Regions from separate parts of the Homo sapiens genome. Here all the other regions are linked to region 1. Evidence: chromatin loops called from intact Hi-C (ENCODE). Cell type or tissue: mammary epithelial cell. All regions are shown on one strand. Links, peaks and the distances in the headings refer to the core of each region. The heading gives the core; the rest is flanking DNA. Region 1 has its middle 76 kb from the start of MIR4499. Region 2 overlaps CRYL1 (crystallin lambda 1). Region 3 overlaps LOC105370102 (a long non-coding RNA gene).

Region 1 (10,154 bases), core at 938-8,937:
GCTGAACTGAACCACATGTTAAACTCTCCTTGCCGTAGTCACTGCCCGAGCTGGGGCATCATTAACACTCCTGACCTGGACTATTACAGGACAATTTCAGCCCCTCAAGTCCGGCAGCTTCTCTTCCCTACCCTCTCTCAAGCACAGGTCAGTCACCTCTGCCTTCAACCTTGAGCACCTTGCATCAGCCTAGAGTGACCATGGCCTACAAGGCGCCCCTCCATGGGACCCCAGCAAACCTTCTCTATCTGCTTCCACTGTGTCCCCTGCCCACCACAGATACCTGTGCTTAATGGCATCTGGCCTGGACAAGCCCTGTGCCGTGCCCACATGCCTGCCCACACCTGCCCACACCTGCCCACGCCTGCCCACGCCTGCCCACGCCTGCCCACACCTGCCCACGCCTGCCCACGCCTTCCCACGCCTGCCCACGCCTGCCCACGCCTGCACACACCTGCCCGTGCCTTTGAGGTGCTTCTTTGCATGCACCTGCTCCAGACCCCACTCAAATACGCACTCCCGCTTCTCCCAGGCAGAATTCATTTCCTCCTCCACCCCGCCCTGCAGCACCTTGTTCCTACCCCCTCCCCGCATAGTACTATTGCCAGGCGCCTTGCAGAATTGTTCACTGTTCAGGGGTGGCTGCCTCTAGCCTCAGGCTGTTAGCTGCCCAAGTCAAGGACCCTGTCTTCAAATCTCTGCAAAATGCATTACATGAAACAGGTCCGTGGAAGCAGGGAAGTGAGTTGCTTCTGCCGCTCTAGTAGCAGAGCCCAATCAAGGCCAGGAAGTTGAGGACAAATTTTACCTTAGTTTTAAAAAGCTCACTTTTTTCCTGTTTTTGTTTGTTTGCTTGCTTTTAAAACCGCAGCGTTCCATAATGGGGGAATTGACCTCACCTCCCCAAATACTATCTGTGTGTAAGGGTTTGAGCAGCACCTGCCAGCCCATTTGTCCTGGATATTACAGATGGAGTCCCTTTAACTCTGGTCTCTAACACCACAATGGCCCAGCGCTCTGTGTGGCCCCACAGCTGGAGGTGAGGGAGCAACTGTCGAGGGGAACCCTCAAAAGGCTCTTTGCTCTGTGAGCTAAGCCAGGGGTTCCCAGTCTTTGGTATGCACTTACAAATCCCTGGGGAGCTTTAAAAAAAAAAACAACCCGGGGCAGGCCAGGTGTGGTGCCTCACGTCTGTAATCCCAGCACTTTGGGAGGCTGAGGTGGGCGGATCACAAGGTCAGGAGATTGAGACCATCCTGGCTAACCTGGTGAAACCCCGTCTCTACTAAAAATACAAAAAATTAGCCGGGCATGGTGGCGTGTGCCTATAGTCCTAGGTACTCAAGAGGCTGAGGTAGGAGAATTGCTTGAACCAGGAGGCAGAGGTTGCAGTGAGCTGAGATCATGCCACTGCACTCCAGCCTGGGCAACAGAGCTGCCTAATTATTCTAAAAAAAACAAAAAACAGAAGAAGAAGAAAAAAAAACCCTATGTCACACTAAGGATGGGGTGGTAGCCAGGCAGCAGTATTTTCTAAGAGCCCTGGAGGTGAATCTTTATGCAGAAAAGGTCGACGATCAGTGGGGCCTTAGCCTGATGGCAGAACTTTACTGAGGCTGCCGGTATGAAATTAGAAGTGTGAACAACTGGACCTGGATCCTGCTCCCTTATTAGGAACCGGCATATTGCAGAGGTCAGATGGAGTGCAGAGGGCCCTGGCATCTGTCTGAATGGACAAGCAGGCCTGGGTGCACTTTGGTCAGCGGAAAGAGGAAGTTTGAGGGCTCAGTGTGGTGAGGGGAGACCACTGTGAAGACAGACCACTCTGTGGGATGAAGGGCACAGAATGTCATCACCACGGGTGTCTGTCCTGGTGTGTCCCACCTAAGTCATTCAGGTTCCTTCTCTGTGCATTGGGATTTTCCTGCTGTTACTGGGAAAACATTGAGCTGCTCAGCATAGTATAATTCCAATCTCTGCCTCTCAGGGGTAATTAAGAGAATCAGTGGAAAGTAAGCCAATGATTTATTTTCAAGGAATGTGCCAGGAACCAAGGATTCCAAAATTAATAATTAATCATTGCTGCCCTTGAGATTCTCTGAGATTGGTAGGGGAGAAAGAACATGTAAATAAAAAGTAATACAATGTGATAATGCCATTGGGGAAATTAGTATGTTCTATGCTCAAGCCCTGGCAAAAATAAGTGCTAGTTTCCTAACGGCCTCCTGAGATGAACCAGGACCATGCCGCACACTTTACACTTGCATTATTTACTTCACGCTCAGCACACTTTGGGCATTCCACAATCCAGGGAGTTGCAGTTCAAAGGTTATATGACTTGCTAAAATCTTCGGGTTAAGAAGAGGCCAAGGTGGGCTTTGAATGAGCTCCATCTGCCTCCTGAACATAAGGGTTCATCTGCTGCTCTCTTGCTTCCTCCAGCAACGTCCCTGAGCTGAGAGGGAGCATATGAGTTCATGGAAGTTACAAGAAGGGAGGTGAGCCTTAGATTAATAAGAGTCCTGGGAGAAGGATAAGGGTGGGGATCATGTTTGTGTCGTTTACTGCTGAATCCCAGTGTGTGGCGCATAGTAGGCACTCTGCTGGGCAGTTGGATGAGGAAATGGGAAGGAGTGGATCTGAAGGAATCTACAGGAGCTGAACATAGCCAGGAGGTACCCGAGAACCGCATGCAGCTCCATGCAGGTGGGGGTTTGTGTTCAGGGGATACTGGGCTCAGATGCAGCTGGAGCAGCAGGTAAAGGCCACATCATTCCTGGCTTGTGTGGGCCCCAGAGTGTGCCCATGTTACTGAGCAATCAGTGGGCTCACTGCCCAATGTGCACAGAGGCCAATACCATGACACCGGCTTTTGAGAAAAGAAAACCTTTTTTGCTGGTAGTCTGGCAAGGAGACAGAAAAAAAAAAACACTCAAATCTGCCTCCCCAAGCTAGCGGCTGGCCTGGATTTTATAAGCCTAGGGTAATGAGGTGTGGTCTGATTGGATCTTGCAATGAGGTGCTGCAGGGAGGTGTGATCTGATTGGATCCTGCCATGGAGTGATGCCAAACTCAGTCTGATTGGCTCCTGGATCCTGGATCCTGCCATGTATGCTCTGCTTCTTAATTCAGCCCCTGCTCCTCAGTCTGAGCACTCAGGTTCTGCCCATGGTTGCATGCTTGGTCCGTTTGGGCATGCTCAGCTTACATGACCTACGACTTGGGGTCCATGGCAACTGAAAGCAACTCACAACTTCCTTTCATAAAAGTTGAACCTGACTGGTCTGGTGCAGTCACACCAGCTCTATCCCACTGATGACAAGACTCCAACATTGGGGTTAGAGCAGAGAGGTCATATTAACTAGCATTTTCAATAGGGCACCCTGATGTCTGGATGAACTTCAGGGCAACAAAATAGGGGGAAGGTGAGCAGTTGAAGACACCTGGACACTGGGCCTGACCAAGGTGGGGTGGTGGGGATGGCACAGGACGATGCAGAATGTGAGTTAGTGATGGCAGGGGCTATGTCTTGCTCATTGATAAGTCCCTGACCCATAGATGGTGATCGGTAATGGTGCACAGCCCTGTGACTCAGAGTACAGACGAGCTTGGGCAGTGCCTCCACACATGGGAGATGCGGGGATGGGCGCATAGGCATGCTCCACTCATGGAGAAAGAAGGTGGCCCAGCAATTCCACCCCCAAGCAAACCCAATGGAAGGGAAAACAGACATCCATATAAAGACATGTACACAAGTGCTCACAACAGCATGATTCATAGTAGCCAAAAAGTGGAGTGACTCATTGTCCATAAGCCAGCAGGCAGATAAACTAAATGTGGTCTATCCATACAGTGCAATACTATTCAGCCTTAGAAAGGATGTGGTGGCTCACGTCTGTAATCCCAGCACTTTGGGAGGCCGAAGCGGGCAGATCACTTGAGGTCAGGAGTTTGAGACCAGCCTGGCCAGCATGGTGAAACTCCATCTCTACTAAAAATACAAAAAAATTAGCCAGGCATAGTGGCACATACCTGTAGTCCCAGCTACCTGGGAGGCTGAGGCAGGAGAATGGCTTGAACCTGGGAGGCAGAGGTTGCAGTGAGCCAAAATCGTGCCATTGCACTTCAGCCTGCACGACAGAGCAAGACTGTGAAAAAAAAAAAAGAAAGGATGGAAGCATGGGTGCATGCTCCAACATGATGAATCTCATAAAATCATGCTAAGTGACAGATGTCAGTCATGAAAGGACATATAGTGTATGATTCCATGTATATGAAATGTCCATGACTGCTAAATCCATAGAGACAAAATAGATCAGCAGTTGTCAGAGGCTGTGGGGAGAGAAGAATGATGTGTGCAAAGTTTCTTTTTGGAGTGATAAAAATGTCCTGAAATTAGGGGTGATGGGTGATGGTTGCACAATTCCGTGAATACACTGAAAACCCTGGGTTGTACACTTTAAAAGAGTGAGTTTCATGGTAAGTGATGCATATCTCAATAAAGCCGTTATTTTAAAAAATGAAGGTGGAAGAGTTTGCTTATGGTCAAAATCATATGAAGTGATTCTCTTTGATGGCAGCTAGGGGCATGTGTTCTCAGCACGCACTCAAGGCTTGTTCTCCAGTAGCCTTTAATAACTGAGGGCAGGCAGGTGGTCACTCTCAGCCTCCACTGTTGGCCACTCTCTTGTGGGCAGAGAGTGTGTCACAGGAGTGGGACAGGGCACAGTTCGGGGGAGGGTCCCAGTGGCAAACTTTATTTGTCCCGGAATCCCCCCTACAGTTGGGGAAACACCAGGTACCCTATGAGTCCATGTCCCCTGGGCTGCTTTGTTGTAATGTAACATAAAGGCTGATGAGTGACTTCAAGCAAATGTGGAACCCGCAATTCTCTGAACTGCTCTCTCCCCATCTGTGAAGCCAGAGATCCTGTAACATGCTCCTTTGGCTCCTGCCAAGCACCCAGGATGCCGGTTCTGTCTTGGAGCTGACAGTGACTCAAGAGTGGGTGTCAGCCAGGTGTGGGAGAAGGAGAGGTGCGAGTGGGGAGGATGAGAAGGGGGAGGTAGCGAGGGGTAAGGGGTGCGAGGGGAAGGAATGCAGATTGCATCAGCCCCCCAGCACCATCCAGCAGAGTGATTCGGGTTCACTGGCCCCCCTTGGGCGGAAGCAATCCTTCACGGAGGGCCAGGGCTCTCCCCACTCTCCTTGGAGACTGAAGCCACAGTGTGAGCTCCCGGGTGTAACTGGGGCTTATGGATTCTCCATCTGCCATCTCTGCCATGTCAGGAAAGTAGTCACTGGGGATCTCTGGCCGTGTCAGCTGGGCCCGAGCCTGCTGCTCACCCCAGCACTGCCTGAATAGGACCCAGGCAGGCCTTGGAATTGGCGCCGGGAGCGCATTCCCACGGGGAAAAAGACGTTCTGTCCTGGTTTTGGCTGGGCAGCGTGCATCATCCCTTTGAGTCTCGGCAGGGAGGGAGCGAGAACACACTGAGGCCCAAGAATCATCCAGGTATCTATAGAGAGCACAAACACTGAAACAGACACTGAGCTCCATTGTCCGCGCAGAAAAATTCTCACAGCCTCCCCGCGGTTAACTTACTCTTCTTCATGCAGCCTCTTCTGTTGAAAACATTAAACGTACACTCGGGTCTCAAAACAACTGTGAGAATGGAAAGTTTATAGTCACATCTTTTTTCCCTTGCTGATCTTTAGTGTCCACTATGACCCCACAACCAAATCTGGTCATTTTCACCACCTAGAGGCATAGAAAACTTCTCTGTCCATTACAGTTTTCATGATAAACAGGAGTCGGAGGAGACGGGAGGGTAGGGCCCCCTGCAGATCACCTCTTGGGGATGACCAGAAGCCAAACCCAATACCATGTGTAGTGGGTCAGTATAGCAAATAAAGTCCCCTGCAAGGTCCTTCAGGAACATGTCTGCCAAGGCCTTTCAGGGCCACTGTCCTCCCAGCCACACCCACTTAGGCTGGGATCTTCTTCCTCCCTCCCTGCAGCCAGGTGTCTGGAGAGGGTGTGGTTACCCCCTAAACTTGAGCCTTAGACCACAGCTAGTTATACAATTCTTTGAGCATATGTTCTGTAAGAAAGACTTGCCTAGGCTGTGGGTCAACATAAACTTTATTATTTTATTTTATTTTTTTGAGGCAGAGTCTGGCTCTTTTTCCCAGGCTGGAGTGCAGTGGTGTAATTATAGCTCACTACAGCCTCAAACTCCTGGGCTCAAGCAGTCCTCCAGCCTCAGCCTCCTGAGTAGCTGAGACTACAGGCATGTGCCACCAGACCTGGCTAATTAAAAATAAAAGAAAAAAGTTTTGTAGACACTATGTTGCCCAGGCTAGTCTTGAACTCCTGACCTCAAGTGATCCTCACACCTCAGCCTCCCAAAGTGCTGGGATTATAGTCATAAGCCATCGTACCTGGCCCTGATGTGAACTTTAATAAAACTCCAGCACCATGGAACACCCCCCTTCTTGGGTATTAATGGGGGATCGCAGCCCGGAGCCTGACTATGATGGATGTGAGGACCGGAGGCATTTCAGGGAAGGCACACAGCGCGGGGCTGGAGCAGCTCTGGAATGTAGCCAGCTGACAGCCAAGGGCTCCTGGAAATGACTTCCAGGTGCTGTTTATACTGATGCAGTAGTGATAGCAATACGATAAGAAGTGGATTATATGAAGTTCAAAGACTAATCCAAATTCATACTTCAAGACTAATAATATTTATAAAAACAAGAAAATGAATAATGAAGCTAGTTTTGATCCTTTGAGAGCATCTGTTAAAATTAAATGTACTGTTTGGAGGCAGGGAAGGAGGGATCTAGGCCACAGGGCACAGGAGATTGTCCAGCCAGTGAAACCATTCTGTGTGATGTTGTTAAGGTGGATGCAAGACATTATGCGTTTGTCAAAGCTCCTAGTACGTACAACATTAAGAGTGACCCGCCTGCAAACCATGGCTGTTAGTTGATAATAAGGCATCCATATTGGTTCATTAACTTTAGCAGAGGTACCATACTAATTAATGTGAGATGTTAATCACAGGGGAAACGGGAAGGCTGGGGCACAAGAGAGCTCTCTGTACTTTCTGCTCAAATGGTTCTATCATCTATCTATCTATCTGTCTGTCTGTCTATCTATCTATCTATCTATCTATCTCTAATAATTTAAAAAAAGCACTTTGGCCATTTGTTACCTCTGTAGCAATCTAATTTTTTAAGAATGATTGGCTATGTAGAGTGGAATTTTTCATAAGCAGTGGTGCTGGGAAAAGAGAACTGACGCCCACCATTTGGGCAAACTTGGAGCCCCAGTGTTTTATGAGAGTTTTGCTTTGGAGGTGATCATGGGTACTCATATACGACATGAGAATTGGGCTGTGTTTCCCATACATTTACAAATGCCAGCCAATTCCCCTCAGGTGTTCGTGTGAGTGTGCTTGGCAGACCTCCTGTGTTAGATGAGATATGAGTGAAAAAGCACAAATCTTGGGTCCTACCTGAAACTTACCAAAGTGAAGCTAGAGCACAGAAGTCTGCATGTTTAATCAACACCACAGGTAGCTGGCATGCAGGTTGATGTCTAAGAACCACTGAAGTATTATTCCCAGCATATAGCCCCAGTGTTTGCATGTGGTAGATGCTCAATACAGAAATGAATTTATGGAAGAGGCATGGAACCCCAGGCCATTGCACAGGATTCTTAGAAGTGGTTGGGCAACATGAGATTTTCTCATGATCTAAAATTACCTATAGTTTAAGCAAGCAGGTAAGTAGAAAGGTCATGTGTGCTTTATTAAGAACCCATGGGGAAACACACAAAATGATCTAGAACCTTATAATCTGGCTAAATTCATTAGAGGAATCAGGGAAAAATAGTGCTGGGTCACGTCCCCAGCAGTCACTTTTTAAGGAGAATACAGCCCAAGGGCTTAGCTCTCTCCAGAGTGAGATGAGGTTTCGGTTGCAAATCTGAAGTTTTCTCCAATGCTCCAAACCAAGGTAGATTTAGGGACGCTGGAATAATATGCCGGCTGTAAGGTTTCTAAAGATTCTGGGAGCAACCACTGTGATGAAATTTTCATAGAAGAATAACATGAGCTCTACAACAAAGAGCTCAAAGAAGAGTCTAATAACAAGGGAGTGTTGACCACAATTCACTATTTACAACTTAGTTCAGCTGTGCTGGCTTGCCTATTTACTCAACAACTGTTTATTGAGAACCGACTTTGTTTTAGGCATTAAGGGTAAACCTGGGAAAAACAAGACAGACAAGGTGTCTGTTCTCATGGAGCTTATAAGAGGGAGACAGGAAACAAACCACAAAATGAGTTTGATACCTTTGGATGGTAATACCTACTGTGAAGAAAATGAAACATGAATCATGTGGAAAGATGGTCAGGGCAGGCCTCACTGGGAAGGTGATATTTGACGTGAGACCTGAATGACACAAACAGCCATCCCGCTGAAGGTCTAGGGCAAAGGTGTCAGCAAGTGCAAAGGCCCTGGGCATATTCTAGAAATAGAAGAGTTGATATGATGAGAACATAGAGAGGCAGGGAGAGAAGGAGTCTGGTAAAGTGAGGAGTTAGGATTGTGTTTCAAGGGTAACGTAAGCCATTAGAGGTTGTAAGCAGGGGAGTAACACACTCAGATTTAATTTTTTCAGGAACATTCTGCTAACTCTTCAGTTGTGGGGTGAGTTCACAAGTGTTATTTTATTATTATGCTTTGCAAACTATAAAATATAATGTATGTAATGTTAATAATATAGAATATTTTATAATTTAAAAGATCCTCTATCTTCTGTGTAGGGAATAGTTTATAGAGGTATAAGAGAGATGATATCTGCAGGAAAGGTCAGGTAGAGAAACTACGGAGGGCTTGGACTTGGATGGTAGCAATGGGGATGGAGAGAAACAGACAGGTTCACAAGGCATTTTGTAGATAAAATCATAGGACTTGCTGATGAGCTAGATGTGGAGAAATAATGAAAAAATGAGAAGAACCAAAGATGACTCATTTTTGGCTTGAGCAACCTAGTGGATGGTGAAAGTATTTACTGAGATGAGGAAGACTGAGGTAGAAGTAAATTAAGGATCATATTTGGAGGAAAAAAATAAGACTTCTTATTTTGACCATGTCAAGTCTGAGATCCCTATTATTCTTTCAAATAATAGGGTGCTGTGAAGTAGGAACCCGGATATAGAAGTCCTTACTCTTGGATGATATTTAAACTGAATGTGCAATACCAGGTTGACAATTATTTTCTCTCAGTTCATTGAAGCTATTTTTCTATAGCCTTCTGGCTTCTCTTGTTGCTTTTTAAGAAGTCAGTATAACTGTAATTTCTTTGTAGATTGTGCACATTTTTTCTGTGGCTGCTTTTTTTTTTTTTTTTTTTTTTTTTGAGATGGAGTTTAGCTCTTGTTGCCCAGGCTGGAGTGCAGTGGTGCGATCTCTGCTCACTGCTACCTCCACTTTCTGGTTTCAAGTGATTCTCCCGCCTCAGCCTCCCGAGTAGCTGGGATTACAGGTGCACACCACCACGTCCGGCTAATTTTTGTATTTTTAATAGAGATGGGGTTTCATCATGTTGGCCAGGCTGGTCTCAAACTCTTGACCTCATGACCTACCCACCTCAGCCTCCCAACGTGCTGGGATTACAGGGGTGTGCCACTGTGCAAGGCCCTATGGCTGCTTTTATGATCATGTGTGTCTCTTTGGTGTTCTGCAGTTTCACTGTGATGTGTCCAGTGTGGATTTATTTATTTTTATCCTACTTCAGACTTGTGACCTTGGAATCTGAGAATTTACATCTTTCCTCGCTTTTAGAAAATTCTCGTTTACTTGCTCTTTAAATATTCTTCTTTTCTGTTTTCTCCTTCTCAACATATGTGGGACCTTCTTATTCTACCCTCCATGTTTCTTAACCCCTCTTTCCTAATTTTTCTTCTTTTTATCTCTCAGTGCTAATTTTGAAGTAATTTCCTTTTATTTATCTTCCAGTTCAAAATTGGCTCTTCAACTGTACTAATCCATTGTTTAAATTCATTAAAGAGTTTTTCATCTTAATAATTATGTTTTTAATTTCTAGAAGTCCTAGTTGAGTATTTTTCAAATCTACTCTT
Region 2 (10,154 bases), core at 1,844-9,843, 61 kb before region 1:
AACAGAGCAAGGCAGGCTCACTGACGGTTATTCAGATGTCGACTCTGGAAGAGAATCAGCACAAAGCGGGCACTCCAAGGAGGAGCAGAACTGGGCTCCATCATCGTTTCACAGGCTTTGAGGTCAAGGACAGGAACAGCAGTCTTGTGGCTGGAAGCAGCAGAGCTTGACAAGAGGAAGCCTGTGCGGAGCCACCGCCAACAGGAGACGGGGTCCTGCTGGCAGCTTTTCTGGGGAAGGACGGCGTTGGAAGTGAATTGCTGTGGTTTGCTTCAGACTGTGGTGCACCTGGAATGTGTCCGGGGGAAAATGTTGAGGCTTGAGTAAAATAGCACAGCGCAGACATTGGCAACATCTGTGTGGTCTTGGCACGAAGTCACATAGAGCGATGGGCCCAGTGTGTAGGGAAGTTGGGGGAGCCAGGAAACAGCCAAGTCTGGCCTCCGCACCATGCCTCAGCTGGAGGGGTTCTACATCTTACCTACTTGAAAACTGAACCCTAAGAGTTTAGGATTTTTTTTTAAGACACAACATTTGAAGCATCTGAGTGAATCGCTGATGGGGCTTCCAGAGCTCCGTGTATCTCAGCGCTGCCTTTTCTTCCTGTTGCTCTGAGGCTCACATCACCCCAGAAAGGATGTGTTCTCCCTCTGCCGGCTTTGCCCTGGGCTAGGCCTGTGCGGGCTCTGCAGGGGGTTGGGGGAATCTTTCCCCTGCTTCTCCTACCAGGCTTCTTCTGTGACCGGTTCAGTCTCTGTCTCCTCTGACAGCATCTGTCCAAAGCCCCAGGTGCCGCTTAGAGCTGATCCCTCGGGCACCCCAGGATGCTGTGCCTTTCTTTCCTCTCTCACATGGCCTGGGCCATTGTCCCTTCGCTCAGCTGGCCTCTGTCTTCTGCGCCTTCTGAAGTCTGGGTGGTCAGTGTGTCTGTGGGAGTAAGTGCCTTACCAGAGGGTACTGGAGAGCTCTCTTGGCTCTGACTATTCCAGCTCCTAGTCCCTGGGAGGTTTGCTGAAGACCATCCTAGCTCCACTGTGCCTGTCCTCTTCCTCAGCTCCTTTCCAACAGAGTCCACATGCTGCTTCTCAGTCCAGCCACTCAGCAGCACCTCTGTTGGGACTGCAGGGTCGTTAGAGCGGATACATCACCCACGTTGCTAGGACCAGCCTCCTGGTTAATTGAGACCTGTGTTTTTGTTGGCTTCAAATGCAGAGAGCTCTGTAAGAATGATCTTCTGCCAGAAGCAATGAGAGAGGTGATATTTTTCATCTACAGGGAAGTACTGAAAGATTATTTTGAGGAGCCCTAGAACTATATCAGAGCCCATTCCCGGCCGGGCGTGGTGGCTCACACCTGTAATCCCAGCACTTTCGGAATCCAAGGCAGGGGAATCACGAGGTCAGGAGTTCGAGACCAGTCTGGCCAACAAGGTGAAACCCCGTCTCTATTAAAAATACAGAAATTAGCCAGGTGTGGTGCTGTGCACCTGTAGTCCCAGCTACTTGGGAGGCTGAGGCAGGAGAATCACTTGAACCTGGGAGACAGAGGTTGCAGTGAGCCAAGATCACACCACTGCACTCCAGCCTGGGTGACAGAGCAAGACTCTGTCTCAAAAAAAAAAAAAAAAAAGAACCCACACCCCCACACCCATGAATCAGTGAGTACTCAGTGTCCACCGAGAGAGCCTCCAGTCAAATAGAGAGTAGAGTCTGGCCTTCCTCAACAAAACACTAGCAAACTGGATTCAATAGCACATTAAAATGATCCTATATTTAATAACATAATCAAGGGGAATTCATCACAGGGTGCAGAGATACTTTACCATAGGCAAATCTATAAATGTGATATGTCATGTTAACAGAATACAGGACAACCATATGATCATCTCAACAGATGCAGAAAAAGCACACGACAACATTCAGCATCATTTTATAATAAAACTCTCTTCAAATTAGATATAGAAGAAGTGTTCCTCAACACGATAAAGGTCATACGTGACACACCCACAGCAAATATACTCAATGGTGAAAAGTTGAAGGCTTTTCTTCTAAGATTAGGAACAAGACAAGGGTGCCTACTCTCACCACTTCTATCCAACGTAGTATGGAAGTCCTAGCCATAGCAATTAGGCAAGAGAAAGAAATAAAAGGTATTCAAATTGGAAATGAAGTTAAATTGTCACTGTTTGCTGGCAACATGATCTCATATATAGAAAACCCTAAAATTCTGTTGGAACTGATAAATAAATTCAGTAAAGTTGCAGGATACAAAGTCAACATACAAAGGTCGGTAGCATTTCTATACACTAACAAGGAACTACGTGAAAAAGAAATCAAGAAAACAATTCCATTTACAATAGCTGCCCCCAAAATGCTTAGAAATACATTTAATCAAGAAAGTGAAATATCTGTACACTGACAACTATAATTACACTGATGAAAAAACTGAAGAAGACACAAATAAATGGAAGGACATTCTGTGTTCATGGATTGGAATGATTAATATTGTTAAAATGTCCATACTGCCCAAGGTGATCTACAGATTCAGTGCAATCCCTATCAAACTTCCAGTGGCATTTTTCACAGAGTAGCGTGGCCCTTTGTTTGGAAAGACTGTAGATACCACTCGAGATGGGTTAGGATGCACATGACAAACTGTTGGAATGTGGGGCTCTTCCAAAAGGAGAGCAGGAGTGCAAGACTTTTCCAGAAAGGCTGGTGGCTTTGGCAGAGAAATGGCATCTAAGCATATTTGTAAAGCTTTCTCCTCCTCTATGTTAGAGTCAGAAGCTGCATGCCACCCGTGTGCAGAGCCAAGTCCAGCTCAGCTTTCCCACAGGTTTGCTTACACTTGCTGGGCGACCCCAGCCTGGCTGGAGGTGCAAGGGAGCACGTTTGTACCTTGTAATGATTTCTCTCTAGAGTAGTGCAGATGTTCGCAGGGATAATGTCAACTGCCACAGCAACTGGAATTCTATCTGCAAACTTTTATTTGCTGTGTTGGAATCATTAGTTAATTAGGACTTTTTTTTTTTTTTTTGGAAATGGAATTTCACTCTGTGGCCCAGGTTGGAGTGCAATGGCGTGATCTCGGCTCATGGCAATCTCCATCTCCCAGGTTCAAAGGCTTCTCCTGCCTCAGCCTCCCAAGTGGGTGGGACTACAGGCGCATGCCACCATGCCTGGCTAATTTTTTGTATTTTTAGTAGAGATGGGGTTTCTCCATGTTGGCCAAGCTGGTCTTGAACTCCTGACCTCAAATGATCGGCCTGCCTTGGCCTCCCAAAGTGCTAGGATTACAGGTGTGAGCCACCGCGCCTGGCCTTAATTAGGATTTTTTTTCTAGCAGCAATTTTCCATAAGAAGTAGACTATTTTTATACCATTATTTATTATTTTGTGGGTGGCCATTTTCTGAGTAGTCATATTGGTGAGCAACAAAACCCTATTGAAAAGAGAGATACTGCTGATTTATGAATTTAGAGATACCTGTATCCCCATTAATAAGCAAATAAATAACATCAACCACATACTCATTAAAAATCCCCAAAATGCTGCAAAGCTTCTATGTTAGTATTCTAACTCTAAAAATAAATAAATAAATAAATAAATAAATGAAAATGCTGTTACTATAACACCTTCTAGCAATCATTACCAATAGGTGCTTGAGCAGTGAATATAAATGATGGATTTCAGCTCCCTCAGTTTGAAGTTGGGAAGTTAACAGGCCAGGGGTAAGGGTCCCCAGAAGTAGAGGATGGGGGTAAGGAGCCCCCAAGAGAAAAGGCAAAGAGAAGAGAGGTGGGAGGTGACAAATGACACTGCATCCCTCTTCCCTTGTGGGAGCCAGCCTTTGTGCCTTCCATCAGCTGCAGGTAGAAGCCAGGTGAGAGGCCACTGGAGCCCTATGGGCCATCAAGGCAGGAAGCATCTCTGGGTAAAGATGTGGGGAGTAGGCAGATATGGGGCTTGTGCTCCATGGCTGTTTTTGGAGTCAGGGCTTACACTCTTTGGTTCAAAACTTATTGTAGTAAACTGTATTCCCAGAGGACCCCTCAATTAAAGTATCACTACCCTCATAGAATGGAAGTGAATGTATTCACATTCATACACAATGATGGATTCTTTTTGCTGTTGTATTTGTTGTAAAAGTCGAGGCTTTCCCTTTCTTTCAAACTCTATAATACTGTTGTTTTTCCCCCTAAAAGCATCATTATACACACAGTGTTCTAAGAAAAAGTGCACCAGGGAATTAGCACTGGGGCCTGAAGTACTCTGGAATGTCCCTTTTATTAGGGCAAAGTCTTTCCTCTCTTTCCTTTCCATTTTTTTTTTTGTTTGTTTGTTTCTATTTAAAAGCTCTATTTTAGGCTGGGCGCAGTGGCTCACGCCTGTAATCCCAGGATTTTGGGAGGCCAAGGCGGACGGATCATGAGGTCAGGAGATCGAGACCATCCTGGCTAACACAATGAAATCCTGTTTCTACTAAAAATACAAAAAATTAGCCAGGCGTGGTGGCGGGCCTGTAGTCCCAGCTATTTGGGAGGCTGAGGCAGGAGAATCGCTTGAACCCAGGAGGCGGAGGTCGCAGTGAGTTGCGATCACGCCACTGCACTCCAGCCTGGGCGACAGAGTGAGACTCTGTCTCAAAACACACACACACACACACACACACACACACACACACACACACACACACAACCTCTATTTTAAAGAAAAGTCAAAGGGAAAAACTCCACCTGTGTTTGCTCTACCCTAAGTCAATTGCTTTCATTTTCCTTTGTTCCTGTCTAGTCTCTATTATGAACATGCTACTCAAGTTTTTATTCATTCTTAATGGCTTTATGATATTTCATTTAGCTGGTCTTTTTTTTTTTTCTTTTAAATCCAATCTTTCCCTTACTGCGGGATGTTTTAAGGTCAGGCCTCAGTGAGCCTCTATGCACATATGGTTTCTTCTTCTGGAGTCTTTTCTGGAATAATTCTGGGAGTGGGCTCAGCCTGCGGGAGAGTAACATTTTTATAACTTGATAGATGTAGCTGAGATGCCTCCCAGAGGGGAGACCCGCCTCTCCTCCGGCAGCTGTGCACGTAGGCTTGTTCCCAGCAGCCTGGCCAGGGTGGTCCACCTGGTGTTTCTCATCTTCTTTCCCCGGAGCGCTGACTCCTGCGCGTCCTCTTGGAAGACTCTTGACAGGACGGGTGTTTTATGGGTGTGATTCAGTGTCCTCTTGCATCAGTTCAATGTGGTGGTGTTCAATCAACCCTTGTAGCGTTAGCAAAATTTGCTCAAGTCATTCCGCAGGAATGTCTGTGTCTTGCTTCCAAGAAAGCTTGTAAGTGCCGGCAACAGGCCAAGCAGCTCACAAACCTGACCACAAGCCTGTGAGTAATTGTGGGGCAGCACTTAGCAGTCTTTTATTTTCGACTTATTAAAGTCTCATCTTGGCCTCACCTTCTCCCTGGAAGGTGGCGTGGGTGGGAACCACTGGGTCAGATCTTTTTCACCCTTGCCGTGGAGCCAGTTTCCTGTTGCATGTGGGGGAAGCAACATGTGGTGAAGAGTATAGAAAACGAAAACATGTGGGTACAGTATGTATAAGTGGAGGGAACAAACTCATAATTCCAACTAGTTTCTCATGAGAGACTCATGAATCATTGTGGTAGTTCTCAATATAAACTTAATCTAGGCCGGATGTGGTGGCTCACACCTGTAATCTCAGCACTCTGGGTGGATCACTTGAGGTCAGGAGTTTGAGACCAGTCTGACCAACATGGAGAAACCCCATCGCTACTAAAAATACAAAATTATCCAGATGTGGTGGCTCACACCTGTAATCCCAGCACTTTGGGAGGCTGAGGCGGGTGGATCACTTGAGGTCAGGAGTTTGAGACCAGCCTGACCAACATGGAGAAACTGTGTCTCTACTAAAAATACAAAATTAGCTGGGCGTGGTGACGCATGCCTGTAATCCCAGCTATTTGGAGGCCGAAGCAGGAGAATCGCTTGAACCTGGGAGGCAGAGGTTGCAGTGAGCCGAGATCCTGCCATTGCACTCCAGCCTGGACAACAAGAGCAAAACTCCATTTCAAAATAATAATAATAATAATAAACTTAATCTCTAACTCTGTTACTCCCTGTAGCATTTGCAAGGACCCTAGGGCTGGATGTTTCTCAGAGGGATAGTCTAGTACCCTAGCTCATGCTCGAGTTACTTCTGTGCAAGTGACTGTTCTTGTCTGGGTCTGTCCTTGAACATCTCTGGAGATGAGAAAATCACCGAGATTTAACTTTGTTCCATCCTTTCTTTCACTAGAGATTGAGATGGACGTGCTGGTGTAATCCTTTCTTCTTGGCCGCTGCCCTGGGGTGATCCACACAAGCCCAGTGCTTTCTTCATGTCGCCCTCGTAGGGCTGAAGGTGGCAGAGTACTCTACTTCTCGCTGTTGCGTTTCTTTATTTGACACTCACCTAAGATAAAACCTTTTGTGACTCCTGACTCTTAATTTTTCTCCTGTTTCTCAGTTGACAGTGGACTTATGCCCAAACTCTAGCTGAGGAGTGGAAGAACTTGAATAGAACCTCATCCAAATTCCTGGGTAGCAAGTCTGTGTTCCTGCTGGTGATAGTAGTAGTAAAGTTATTGTAGTGTTTGCACAAGAAAAATGTGAAAATTCAGGACCAAGTTTGGGGGAAAAGTAGAGCAAAACAAAATAGAAGATCAAAAGCTGGGAATTAGTAAAAAAGAAGTGGATGAGGAAGAATGGTATGAAGAAAAATGAGAAAAGCAAATGAAAATGAGGCCATGCAAAAAATACATGAATCAGAAAATTAAATCTAGGAATGGGATGATTATAGAGAAGGAAAGATGGTTCGGTGTAGCTGGTGATCAGTAGAGGAGATAGTCACGGAGGAGGATTTATCCATCAAATATCGTGTGCCTCCACCACACAAGTTTCTCTCCTGCCTTCCTCTTCTTCTGGGACTGTCCGAAGGACCAGAGTAAGTACCACAGCATCTGTTAACCCTTTGCTATTGTTAATTGTTAGATGTGTCTTGCTTCCTCTTCTCCCCATCCCCACCCCACAAACAAACAGAAGTGCTTGATCCAAGATCCCTGAGGGTATCTGTCCCCTGAGAGGGTCAGCTCGGCCAGGCTAGAGCGTCCAGTCACTCAGTCAAACTCAGTCTAGATGTTGCTGGGAAGGTATTTGGTACATAGTTGACTTTAAGTAAATGAGATTATTCTCCATAGTCTGGGTGGGCTAAATCCAGTCCATTGAAAGGCCTTGCAAGCAGAACTGAGATCTCCCTGAGGAAGGAGAAATTCCACCTGCAGACTGTGGGGTAGTTCCTGCCTGGAGTTGCCGGCCTGCCCTCCTGATGGCCTGTCCATGGCTTTCTGACTTGCCAGGCCCACAGTCACATGAGCCAATTCCTTGAAATAAATCTCTTGATGTATGTGTGTATGTGTGTGAATCTTACTGGCTTTGTCTGGTAGAACCCTGAGTGATACATCCCTAAACCTTTCATTCGACTTAACATTTGTTTCATAGCAGTTGGGTACGTTATTAACTATCTTGCATTTTCTCCTACTTCACGGATGTCTTGTGGCTCCTCTCAGCCTGGGCATTTTCTCCTACCAAATCAGGTGCAAAATATGTGCCCCAGCTATGCATGTGTTACTCCACTGTGGAAAAATCTCAGGTTTTAACTAAGGAAGCAGAAGCAAGGAGTTTTTCAATAAAAGGGGTTCCTTAACACTGTCTGGGATCTCTTTGCCCAATGATTTTCAGGACGCGAAACCATGTTTTGAACTAACAGTGATTGTAGTATTCATTGCTTTGTATGATTTTTAAATAATCTTTTCTTTGTATGTGTGACTTGAGAATTTTACCTTAAAATGGAGTAAGTACTGATTGCTAAACTGATCAATGTTAACAGAACCACAGAAGGGCTGGACTCAGGTAGGGTTCCCATCTCCGCACAGCTGTGTTGCCCGTCACCTATTATAAGGAATCGCTTGTCAGTTCCCTGTTTCAACACAAGCACTTGTTTCTGCCTGTCATGCTGCTGCGATTATTTATCAATGACAAATGATTATTTGTCATTGTTATGATAATATTAGGCCACAGATGTCACAAGGCTTTGGGTGGAATTAAGCTCAGTGGCAAAATTAAGCAACCTGAGCTTCAAAACATCCTAAATGGAAAAGCTTTAGTTCAGCACCAAGTGCAGCAGGGAGAAACTCAAACGTTTGCCTTGGGGACATGATATCCTAGTTGTGGAGCTTCTCAACTGAATGCCTTGTGGTCCTTTTCTTTCTCTATATTTAGCTTCTTGGTAAAAACTCAAGCTTTGAGAAATCCATTTCAGAAATTCAAATGGGCAGAAAGAAGCAGTGAGGAAGGGAAAGTATCAAAACGTTTTTCCCTTTCTAACTTGTTCTACTGGTGAATAGTGACTGATGGAAGACCCACAGCCCTCCTCTAGATGAAATCAGGCAGAACTGAGAACATGGGAGTTGGAGGGAATGTGGTTCCTCCCAGGTCATGGGGCAGCATGGAGAACCCTTCTCAGGCGTTAGTTAGGGGCTGTTAGCTCAGATGATACAAACCAAAAAGGACCTACTCTTGAGTGGCTCACCTTTTTTCTATTTTGCAATCCTAAAAATGATTTTTTAAAAATCAGCTCTAAAAATACTAAATACGATTCTAAAAGAGCCAAGCCAAATAACACTGCAAGTATAGGGTGGCTTCCATGTTTGCATACTTCCCAGTTTGAATACTAAAATGAAAACTTGGGGCTGTTTGGAATGTTGGCCTGGAAAGCAAGGGTGAGGGAGCGACTGCAGGCCGCCTGGCTGCCTTTCACAGCATTCCAGAGCCCACGGGGGTGCGAGGGGCCACAGCCCAGGCCTTCCAGCAGCCTGGAGAGAGGGCAGGGAGCCACCCTTCCTGCCTCCAGACCTCCTGCCAGGGAGAGGAGGCGACAATGCCTGTGTTCCACACGGGATTCTTGACGGTTCCGGGAGTTTCTGTGGGCCTTAGGTAGATATCCCCCAGCCCCCGTGATGCCCCGACCCGTTACAGCTTCGCTATTGGGAGTGAAAGGAGGCGACCCTCCTCAGCATTGCAGTGACTTGCACAGACTGATTCACTCTCCTTAGCAGTCAGTGAACATGTGGTAGGGTGATTTAGAACTCGAAGGAAACCTGGTGAGATACCATTTCACCCTACCAGATTAGCGAAACTTTGCAAGGGTGAGGACACCAAGCGTGGCGAGGCTGAGGCGCGACGGGACCTCTTCTACACAATTCTGGAGGCCGGGGCGCCGCAGTGACGGGGAGAAGGATGCTCTGGGCCCCAGCCGCGGCCCGGGCCCTGTGCGCGTGACCCTGGCTGCCCTGCTCACAGGAGCCCCAGACTAGCCAAAGGCTCATGGCCGCAGGGTGGATGACTAAACTCATATCTCTGCATCAAGGAGATGGACACATGACGCAGGTGAATCTGAGAAACAGGATGGTGAGAGACAAGTCACGAAAGAACGCGCGCTCAGTGATTCCACTTACAGGAAGATTAGAAATGGGCCAGCAGCAAACGCTGCAGCTGAGGAATGTGAACACGGGCGGCCAGTCTGAAAAGCGGGAAAGCCGCAATTGCAGGAGTCAGGGTGCGGGCCTCTAGAAGCGGGCGGAGTCTGCGGCAGGCGAGGCCAAGCGTTTGCTTTGTAATTCTCCTGGAAACGTGGACTGTGGCTTGTTCAGCCTCGATATGCTTGTGTCCCGTGTGCGCAAACAAAACGAAACGCAAAGTGGCTCTCTAAAAGGGAGTCGCGGGTCACAGTGAGTGGCCCTGGCCCTCGCCCTCGCCGGTGGTGGCGTGGCTGTGGCCGTCCTGGCTCCTGGGCCAGGCCGCCTGCTCCCGCTTCACCGCCGCGCTCTCTGCAGACGCAGGGCGGTGTCCAAGCCAGCACACGGACCTGAGGCACCTGGCTGTCGCCCGCCGCAGCCGGTTGCGGGGCACGGCGGGGGTTTCGAACCCCTTTTCTCGCTTCTCGGGGGACCCCTGGGGCTGCCCTGGAGGCCCAGGAACCTCGAGGCCAGGCCCAGGCGCCCCAGGCTCGCAGCAGGGCAGAGGGTGCCTCCCTGCAGG
Region 3 (10,154 bases), core at 797-8,796, 55 kb after region 1:
GTGAGAGGCACAGCTTCTGTGCAAATTCAGGGGTGAGCATCAAAGTGCAGCAGTTGGGGCCAACACTCAATTATATCATCTGGGGAAGGAGGCAAGCAAGGTGCAATCTCATGGGTTCCACACCCCTCCAGCGAATGTTTTTATCTTAGATGTTAAATTTTCCAGTTCTATCTTTCCTTAAACTTTTCCATATTTTTTTAAAGTTTTTGTTTGCTTATTCCAACATGTAATCATCTTGAGGTCTGTTTCTATTGACTGCTGTTTTTCTTGATTATGGGTCACAGTTTCCTACTTTATCACAAGTCTGGTAATTTTATATCATATGTTAAGTGTTGTGGATGCTATTTTGTAGGGAACATGTATTATGCCATCTTTTATTAATGGGTATTGAGGATTTTCCTGGCAGCATATCTTTTTGATTCTGCCAGGTGTGGTTTTATTCTTTGTTAGGTTGGGTCTATTTTGGCTCTGAACTTAATCATAGGGTGTTTCCATTGCTCTGGGATGTAGTCTTTCTCCTAAGGAATGACCTTTCTGGGGTCTCAACTGAAAACACAGGTCAGTAAGGCGTCTCCACTTAGGCTGGAGCAGATCTCCAAACATCTGCCAACACTGCACAGCCTCTCGTATCATTGCTCATGGCTCATCTGCAGAGTAAGCCATCTTTGCTAGGCCTATGGAATCTCATCCTGCACAGACCGGCCATCAGCCAGGAAACAGTGAATCTCCACATAGACTCCTGAGCAGCCACTCCCCATTATTTTAGCTCCCTGTTCTTTAGCACCTGCCCACACATTCCAGCTGCCTCACCCACCCCAAGCTCCAGTTTCTGCCTGTTCAGCTCAGTGAGACCACCATTCACTTGGACTCCACTCTCTGATGCTGTGGCAGAAAAGTCCCTCCACATAGAAAGCCAAGGCTCTGAGGGCCGCCTCGCATGTCCCTGTTTCTCAAGGTCACAGTTCTGCGGTTTCTCCTGTTTTATAATTGCCTTTGGCAGGACGGCTGGTCCTCCACCAGTGATCCCGCCATGGCCAGAAATGAAAGCATAATTTCCCATCTTTAAAATGTTGTACTTGGAAGAAAATGCTTCTGGGAGCTGGGAAAATTTTTTACCAACCAATGCAAAGCTTTGTAGTGCAAGAGGTAGTTAGCTGTTTGGAAATGGAAACCTCAAATGTCTCTGGTTTCTTACCTCTATTGATCATGATGATTGTCACAAACATAATTTATACTGAGACATTATATTCTTTGCAGTACATTCTTGAAATTGCACAAACGAACTTTTCAATGTGGAAAAATTCAAATACATATATACAGACGTGGAGAATAATGACCTCCCATGTTTCCATCAATTTGCTTTAACAACTATCAACTTATGAACAATCTCATATGCTTGGTGCCCCCAGCGCCTCTCCCTAGATGGCTCTGAGGCAAGTCCCAAACAACAGACTATTTTATCCATACATATTTCTAAAGACACAGACTCCCTCTTTTAAATAAAAGCACAATGTAATCTCACCTTAATATTTCCTCAGCATCACTAAATATCCAGTGAGTGTTCACATTTCCCTAATTGTGCTATAATTTTTAACCCTTTATTTATTTGAACGAGGTTCTTATAAGGCCCCTGTCCTGTGATTTGCTAATAAGCCTCTCATGTCTCTTTGAATCTATAGTTTCCTGCCAATGTGTTTCCTTGTTTTTCCTTCTAACTTTCAGAGCTTCCCATAGTCTGTGCTTTGCTGATCACTTCCCCAGTTGTAGACCTGTGGTGTCACTTAACACGTTCCTCTGTTATCTGTATTTCCTGTAAACTGGTATAGATCAAGATGCCTAACTGGGATCAGGCTCACATATTTGGCAGGGTTATTTCACAGGTGGTGTTGGTTCTTTTGTTGGCCTAGGGTTCCCCAGTTCCCTACTCCCCACCACCCGCAACTTTCTTTCCATGTCCTGACCAAAAATCACAGAACGTCTTGACAGCTCTATGACCCTCTTAGCTGCAGGTTTTCCCCTGCAGGCTTGAACCCAAACTGGGCCCTTGAACATTTGCAGGCACCAAATAAGATATCTGCGTTGTTGTCCAAAGTACTGAGAGAAACTGGCCCTGGCCCTGAGCCAAATTCCCTAAACCCTCACATAAACTCCATGCCCTGGCCCTCCCTAGGTAGAATGCTTCTTCCCTCTCGCTGTCCTTCACAAGGATACGTTGTAGCCTACTCTGTGAGTTCCCCTAATAAATGCTGTGGACTGATCACCCTGGCGTCTAGTGCTTCTTTCTTTGGAATCCCAACCAACTCCACCTTAGGATGGTTTGGGGCTCTCCCTTGTAGGAACTCCCCTGCCAGCACTTTTGGGGTGACTCCAGCCACAGGTTTGGCAGGATGAAACAGCTGGGCACATATGTCTGAGTTTTCTCTTTATGTAGGAGAGGCAGGATAGGCGTTTGACTCTTTCCCTTTATTTATGAGTTTTCAAAATAATGAATTGGCCCCCTAGTGTCTCCCAAAGGTAATCAATGATCTTCCAGTATCACTAGGAACTCATAGATCAGACCCATTTGGTATGTTTCTATCTGTTGCAGTCAGCACCTTTTTGATACTCACGTTGTGCCATCCTTGACCAGTGGGGGTCTCAGAAGTTGACTCCTGAGTCCTAACACAGCCCTAGCTGTCTCTAATGACTTCCTTGCTTTCTGGTGTGACAAGATGTTGAGGGTCCTTCTTGCACATGTCCTGCCCCAGGCTGGGACTCAGCCATTTCTCTGGGAAGCCCTGTTTCATTTTGCTGGGAAATGCTATTTAGAGCCCACTCTCCAAGCACCAAGACACCTTGTTTCTACTGGATGGATCATCATTTTTAGGGTAGATCTAGATTTTTTTTTTTTTTAGGATAAAATGAATCATGAGTTCATCCTGGTGCTTTCTGTTTTCATTCAGGGTGGTGGCTTTTCTTACTGAACCTCATTGATCTTACCTCTCTCCATACAAAAATCCTGGTTCTTAACAACCAAAGTGATTACTTCTTTGCTTTGTCTCACATCACACAACAATCTCAGAATGACAATACCAACATTAGCATAAACAATATCATTACTGAAAACACAAGTTTTCTTGGTTGTTTTTTGAAGTTCATGTTACCCTTCATGTAAATCCCATAGTCAAATTACTGTGGTTTAATGTTGCTTTAGATGGTTCTGATGTGGGGTTCTGTCACCATCTGAATACTCAGATGCATTTGTTTCTTTTTCTTTTCCATTTTTAGGGATTGATTTTAACGTTTAAAATTTGTTTTATAATTAAGTAAAGTATTTATATGGTTCCACAGTCCAGTCTACAAAAGGAGGCACATTCAAAGAAATACAGCTTCTGCCTGGTCCTCTCCACTTCATAGTATCTTAGAGATCACTCCATAACAACCTGTAATATACATGGATGTGTGCATATGTGTTTGTGTGAATGGGTGCTTTTGTATACATTTAAGTTCATAGCTCTCCTAAAGAATATGAGCAGAACATCTGAATCTTGGTGTGAATTGCTTCCTATGCATTGTATTCAAGTTCTATTATTTACCATTTGAAGAAATGAATAAATTTCTTAGATTCTGTGCAATTAAAAATTGTGTAATTTGGTTGAATATAATACTTCATTGCATAATAGAGAGATTTAGATGGAATGAGAACAGACAGACCTTTCTATCCCTTACTTTTGTATCCCTCCATTTCCTGATCTGTAAAGTCAGGAAGTTAGATTCTTCCATGTCACACATTCTCATGGGACCCTGTCCTTGTCTTTTAGCTCATCTTTCATAACTGTAATTAAAATGACTAATTTCTTTTTCTTTCTTTCTTTTTTTTTTTTTAAGATGGAGTCTTGCTCTGTCGCCCAGGCTGGAGTACAGTGGCATGATCTGGGCTCACTGCAACCTCCACCTCCCAGGCTCAAGTGATTCTCCTGCCTCAGCCTCCTGAGTAGCTGGGATTACAGATGCCCACCACCTCACCCGGCTAATTTTTTATTTTTAGTAGAGATGGGGTTTGGTCATGTTGGCCAGGCTGGTCTTGAACTCCTGACCACAGATGATCCGCCTGCCTCAGCCTCCCAAAGTGGTGGGATAACAGGTGTGAGCCACCGCATCCGGCCTAAATGACTACTTTCATGAAATCTGTCTTACCTGCTAGATGGTGAGCATTAGGAAGTGAGGAACATGTCTATCATATTCTGCACTGTATATATAGTGCCTAGCACAGTACCTGGCATGTGTAGATTAAAAATGGTTGTTGAGTAAATGAATGAACAAACATGGTTCTAAAATTTTGGATGAGAGGCATTTAAAATATGTAGTTGTCTATGTAGCTATTAGTAAACTCATCAGTTAAGAAAGTTTTTTTTTAATGAGGCAACATGCCTATGCCTGAAGGACACTTAAACACGCACATTCCATTTTATATTTCTTGCTAGAAATCTGCATTCCTGTGGTGACAGTAAACTGTGTTGGCTGCCACCCGCTGTGTGTGCTCTCCCCTGTAACTGAGGCAGGACAGACTGCCCGGGGCCAGCGAAAACACTGCAGGCAAATGACTACTATGGGCCAAATTGCTTCCGAGGATTACTTAACAATATGTGCAGAAGCCTCATGATAGTGAACTGCTCATTCCAAAATGTATACAAGGACGTTCTCTGCCATAAAGCTCATCAGAAGAACTAGAAAAAGCAACCTAATGTTAGAAATCACATTGTTGGGTAGGTCCCAGCAAGATCTCCCGGACTGCAGCAGCACCGAAAACAAACCACCCACTTGCAGTGTGTCCTCTCAAAAGCCTTGAGGATCAATATTCTCTACTATCACTACCCATCTTAAAGGATGACTTTTAATTTTCTTCTCAGGAGCATCCAGTCCCCTGATAATGATAGGATTCTTCTTTAAAAGGGACATTTCCGTTTGACACATCAAATATAAACAGAATCCAAAATAAAATATGGGGTGAGAAGACAAAAAACAACCAAACTTGACAAGCAGGAGAGCCCCACATTTTGTGCTTGAGAATAATTATAGCCTGGCTGAAGCCTTGAGGAGGGTCTATTTCTTAACCACACTGGAAACACCCTTCTCTTGTGTTTCTTGAACATTAATACACCCAGCAAGAGGTGACGGGTGCTAAAGGCACAATACCCTGATTTGGAAATCCTGCTGTTGTTTTAAGGGGACAGCTTGGTGAGCAGAAAGAACATGGGCTTGGGAGCCAGGCATATCTGAGTTCACCTGGCTCCACCCTGCAGTGGAGACTTAAACAGTGAATCCAACCCCGCTGAGCCTCAGTCTCTTCGTCTATAAAATGGGCGTGACACCACCTACTCTGCATGGTTATTTTGAGGCTTGGAGTGTAAGGTGCCTGGAACAATGTCTGGCACATACTTGGCACTCAAAATAACACCCCTGGGATTTCATGCTATCTCTGAGATCATGACCTTTTTAGCCTATTTTAATACTGGGTTAGATTAGGGGGGTGAACCAAAAGAGGGGTGACTACTCCCCACTACCTTCTCTCTAATGAGGAGCGGGCAGCCTGTATCATACACGCTAAAGGTAACGCACAAGACCGTTTTCAATGGCGCAGTTCTCCCTTTGGTAGAATGGGGTGCCAGAAAGGACTCTGGGGTTTGGCTTTCTGTTCCCACTGGTTCCATGACTTTGGAAGTATCATTTAGCCTCTCTCAAGCCTCATTTCTCCACCTATAAATAGATATAATACTATCTACCCCGCCTGTGCCACAGTGGTGTTAAAAGCACAGGGGAGTTGATGTGGACATCACGCTCTGCACCCTTCAGGGTGGCACACGAAGGACAGTCAGTATCCATCTGTCCATCTCTCCTGCCTTCCCTCCTGGCAACTGTGCCGTCAGCCTCTGGCAAGCCGTCCTCAACGAAGTATTAAGCAGTCTTGAGCGTGTTAGTGGATGCCTCCCTGGGGTGAGCGCATGTGACCAGGCCCAGGAGGAGCCCTCCCGGGTCCTTCCTGTCCTGGGAGCTGGGGTCACCTCTAGGCCTCCACGCTTTCCTCTGCTCTTCCAATGCACCATTCACTGTTCTAGGGATGTCTCAACAAACAGAAAAGACAAAACCCTGCCCTTTTGGAATGCATATCCTGGTGGGAGAGGTCAGAGAAAAAGCAAGTGGGTGAAATCCACAGTACACCCACGGCGCTAAGTGCTGTGCAGAGGCGGGAAGCAGGAGACAGGATGGAGGGGCCGGAGGGCTCAGGGGAAGGGTGGGAGTCAGGTAAGGCCCCGAGACCCTAGGGCGCGACAGAGGTGAAGGGATGAGTGAGGAACGGCTGGGGAAAGGTCTCGGCAGCGGGGAAGCGCGGAAGCCCAGGAGAAGTGCAGCGGGAGGCCGAGTGAGGCCGGGTCAGCGGCGGGCAGGCCACCAGAGGGTCTGCGGTCCTACCCCCGGAGACAGAAGGCCCTTTGCAGCGTCTGAGCGGATAAAGGGACGATGTGTGGGTGAGGGCGCCAGTGCGAGGCCAAGAGGCCCGCGGGAGGCTGTTCCGGGGAGAGGCGGGTGGCCCCCAGCGAGCGGCGAGCGGCGCCTGGTTCCGGGCTGTTCTGAGCGCGGAGCCCATGGGACCCGCGGAGGGGCTGCTGGTGGAGCAGGAGAGAAAGAGAAAAGCCAAGACCGGCTGAGAAAACCAGCCCCTGCCCTGCACCCCACCGCATTCACGGCGATTCAGGCAGATTCGCCGGGAGCGCGCCTGCTGCCGTTCCAGAGGGCAAGACCCAGGGCGTGGGGCCTGGTGGTAAACACCCTCCACCAGAGCCCGATCCAGGCCTCCAACATCACCAAGCGCGGTTTCTGGGAAGCGCTGCGCAGCCGGCGCAATCGGACCAGCCCCCGCGGGATGAGCCCTGGGCCTGCTCCCGTGAATGCTTCCCGGGGAAACACACCAGGCCGCCCTGAAACCTGGCTGGACCCCCGCCTCCTCCGCTAACTCTAGGCTCCCAAGGGCGCCAAGGAAGAGTTCCTTCACCTTTTTTCACCAATGCAAACCCAGAGTCTGCAGCAGTTCAATGGACATTTCTCCAAAAGAAACAACTTCATTAAACGGGATATTTCACTATGCAAAGGGGAATGTGATCTCAACCCCACTCTTACAACTCCCAGCAACCTCCAGGCTCACTGTATTTGTTTGATAGGTAGGAAGAGCTGAAACAGCATCTAGTCACGTATGTGTACAATGCTTAGACTAAATAAATTCTCCTGAGACTGTCTAGCTGATGATCCAATTTATACGTAGTGAAAATTGAGCTTATACTGAGCTGAGCATCAGAGGATTTCGGTTTTGGTATCTTAATTGTCTAATAATTAATGTCCGTTATATTAATCATAGCAAGAGTTTAGGTATTAAGCTATTAAATAACAGTGAAGAGGAAGGAAGATTATGCCCACTATACATACATCTACAATATAGTTTTTTGGTAAATACTAGGGTTTACATCAAAAAAAGGAATGAGCTGTAATCAAAGTCATTTCACTTCTTTGTTGACTACTAGGCTCAGATAGCTTTTCTATGACATTTATTCTGTCACTCTTAATTCTTTACACTTTATTTTGAAAACAAAAGATCAATCACATAACAAGAAGGGGTGAATAGCCACACCCTGCGGCAATGCCACAGTCACTCTATTTTATCAAATCACTGATAAATTCCTGTTTCGCCTGACTTATTAGTATCATCAGCTTTCCTTCTTAATGATATTAAAGAAATAGTGGACATATGGCAGATTAAACATAACTTCTTTTAATCTCTGCTTTTCCCCAAGCCTCATTAAAATGATCATAAATTATTTTTTAAAGTGTGTAAATCCCCAAGGATAGAGACCAGGTGAAGAGGCAACAGCAGATGACAAGAGTGCAACGAAATGTGGAAAGTGGAAACGGGTGCTGGTGGTGGCCACCTCAGCAGGGCGGCAGAAATCGCACCTTCACTGCCTGCAGGTGAGTTCCTCCCGTGCCTGCTGCAGAGTCGCTGTGGGGACAGGGCCTCGAAGGCAGAGGGATGGAGTGAGCTGAGAGGGGCCCCCCTGGAGGGCCATACGCGGAGCAGCGGTGTCCCCCTAGCCAGGAAACTGCCCTCCCCTTCTGAAGGGAATGGTAGCTGGTTCTCCAGTGAGGTTGAACCTGAAAGGCTCTGGACTCAGGGACACCAGGAACTGCTGAAGACAGGGAGCAGCCATCCTGAAAACAAGGGCTTCCGTGACTGTGTAGGTGCTGACCAGGGAAAAGTCTAGCCCTCCTATGAGACTTCCGCCAGTCACCCCGCTGTAGAGACACCAGCCAAAGCCCTGCCACGCACAGAGACTCCAAGCAACATTTTACTATGTGACTTCTCAGTATTAACAGTCAACTGCATTCTCCAAGAATGCTCTTAAAGGAAAAGATAAAACAAACTGAAAAAAATAAATCAGAGGAAAAAAACAATTCAGGAAGCAAGAAAATAAAATATCCCCAAACCTTCCACTATAATTAATATCCTCAAAGATGGGTATCATTTTCATGAACTAAGAAAGAAATGTTATGAAAATAGAACATTTAGAAAACAAGATAAGCTCTGAGAAGTTAAAAGTATGAGAGCAGAAATGTACAAAATAAATAGAGGCATGACATCACAGTCAAGGAAGACTCGGGCACCGAAAGAAAAAGTCCCTCCACTGAAACAGCCATAGCTGCCAAAGACTGTTGGTATCAGCTTTTGGGGGACTCTGGAATCTAATCTGAAATTTGTAGCAACCAAGGCACTGAAAAATGAAGAAAAGGCAGCTGGATTTCAATAAAACAGCAATGTGGCCCGTTCCCCTACCTGACTACGGTCCCATCCCCTAGTGGTAGTGGCTTTGGGGATGGTGGCCACATTCCTGGTGCAGCTTGCTGGTGCCAGGGACTAATACAGTCTGGTGGATCTGGAGTGTAGGGGGGAAGTCTACAAAGCAGGATGTGAAGGCCACAGTAAAGTCACAGGTGGCCTGGCTAGCACCGAAGGAGTGCCCTACTCTGAATCAAGCGGCAAAATCCGAGAAGGACGTTTTCCGCCTCTCTTTTGGCTTCAGGCATTTAAGGAAATCTCTCTCTCTGTTTAGATAGGATGATAAGATAAGAATGATCTCCCAGAAAGCAGAACAAAAAAGATAAATGAGCTCTGAGATATAGGAGAAAAAATATTTTTAAAAATCGAATAAGAAATCCAGGAAGTCCAAAATTAGAGTTCTAGGTAGAGCAGACTTAAGGAAAAAATGGAGGTAAGAAAAATTTCCCAATAAATAAAAACAGACTGACTGACACCATGAAAAATTGTGTTGAAACTTTAGAACATCATCATTCCAGAGAAGATCCTAAATGCTTTCAGCAAGGACAAATGAGGTCAGACACAAAGGACATGGAGTTGAAATAGCACTGGAAGAAGTCACGTCTGCCTAGGATGTAGAAAGCAGCACTGGTGTCTTCCCTACTGTAAAGATGAGAAAATAAACGTTTCTTGAGCCCCTAAGAGAACTAAGTTCATAAGGCAACCAAGTAAACTGGATTTCAAAGAGGCATCAGCCCCTCCAACGAGAGATGGACACACAAACCTTTGGTGGAGCAGAGGACAAAGAGAGAGATTGTTGCCGATTGGGTAAGAAGAAATTGGCTAAAATTTTAACACGTTTTTAAAGGCCAAGTGGGGGCAAGCACATGCAGTGCCTGTGGTGCAAGGAGAGTCTGTGCTTACTGGTGAGCTCATTTCCATGGGCTCCACAGTGAATCCTTACAAACACCCAGACCACAGGAAGAGGGCAGGAGCACAGAGGCTGCGGCAAGGCTGAGGAGCAGGTACCCCCTCCCACTTCCTTGGATGCTTCCCTGCTGAGACGTAAAAGCTACTGGTGCAGGGACTGTAGACCCTCTTGCCTGTTGCTTCTGGGGAAAGAGTAGAGGCCAGACCCATCTGCTTCAAGGAGAGAGGTGAGACAGCCCCTCCCAGGATGCAGACAAAGGGCTGGGTCACTGCTGGGGGATGGTGGAAGCAAAAACCCTATACCACTGGGGGACCGGGAGAACATATTTGGGGTTCAGGATCCTACATTTACAACAGGAAGAGGTCTGCAGGTGATGGAGGT

What was found. Peaks named below come from ENCODE experiments on the same cell type or tissue, not always from the same donor. Only the 100,000 strongest peaks of a DNase experiment are listed, where the experiment ranks them.
Region 2: a loop joins it to region 1, with 9 times the contacts of the local background. A loop is called at or near these places in 5 of 110 quality-filtered maps.
Region 3: it touches region 1 in a loop (6-fold over the local background); 2 of 110 quality-filtered maps call a loop at or near these places.

What each region holds. Positions count from the first base shown.
Region 1 is chr13:20,353,078-20,363,231 of GRCh38, reverse strand. No RefSeq gene overlaps it. Among named protein-coding and RNA genes, the nearest start is that of MIR4499, 76 kb to the left of the region's middle. In mammary epithelial cell, for the core only: CTCF peaks have their summits at 4,379 and 4,591; DNase peaks (open chromatin) are centred at 3,731 and 8,321; H3K27ac peaks cover 917 bases.
Region 2 is chr13:20,415,246-20,425,399 of GRCh38, reverse strand. All of the region lies in intron 5 of CRYL1 (crystallin lambda 1), which reads left to right. Among named protein-coding and RNA genes, the nearest start is that of MIR4499, 14 kb to the left of the region's middle. RefSeq lists enhancers at 1-186, 197-246, 5,174-6,373, 8,959-9,540, 9,541-10,122. In mammary epithelial cell, for the core only: no CTCF peak of the experiment used is centred there; a DNase peak (open chromatin) is centred at 5,409; H3K4me3 peaks cover 154 bases; H3K27ac peaks cover 1,508 bases.
Region 3 is chr13:20,298,213-20,308,366 of GRCh38, reverse strand. The region is part of intron 1 of LOC105370102 (a long non-coding RNA gene); the gene reads right to left. Among named protein-coding and RNA genes, the nearest start is that of GJB6, 71 kb to the right of the region's middle. In mammary epithelial cell, for the core only: no CTCF peak of the experiment used is centred there; a DNase peak (open chromatin) is centred at 4,566.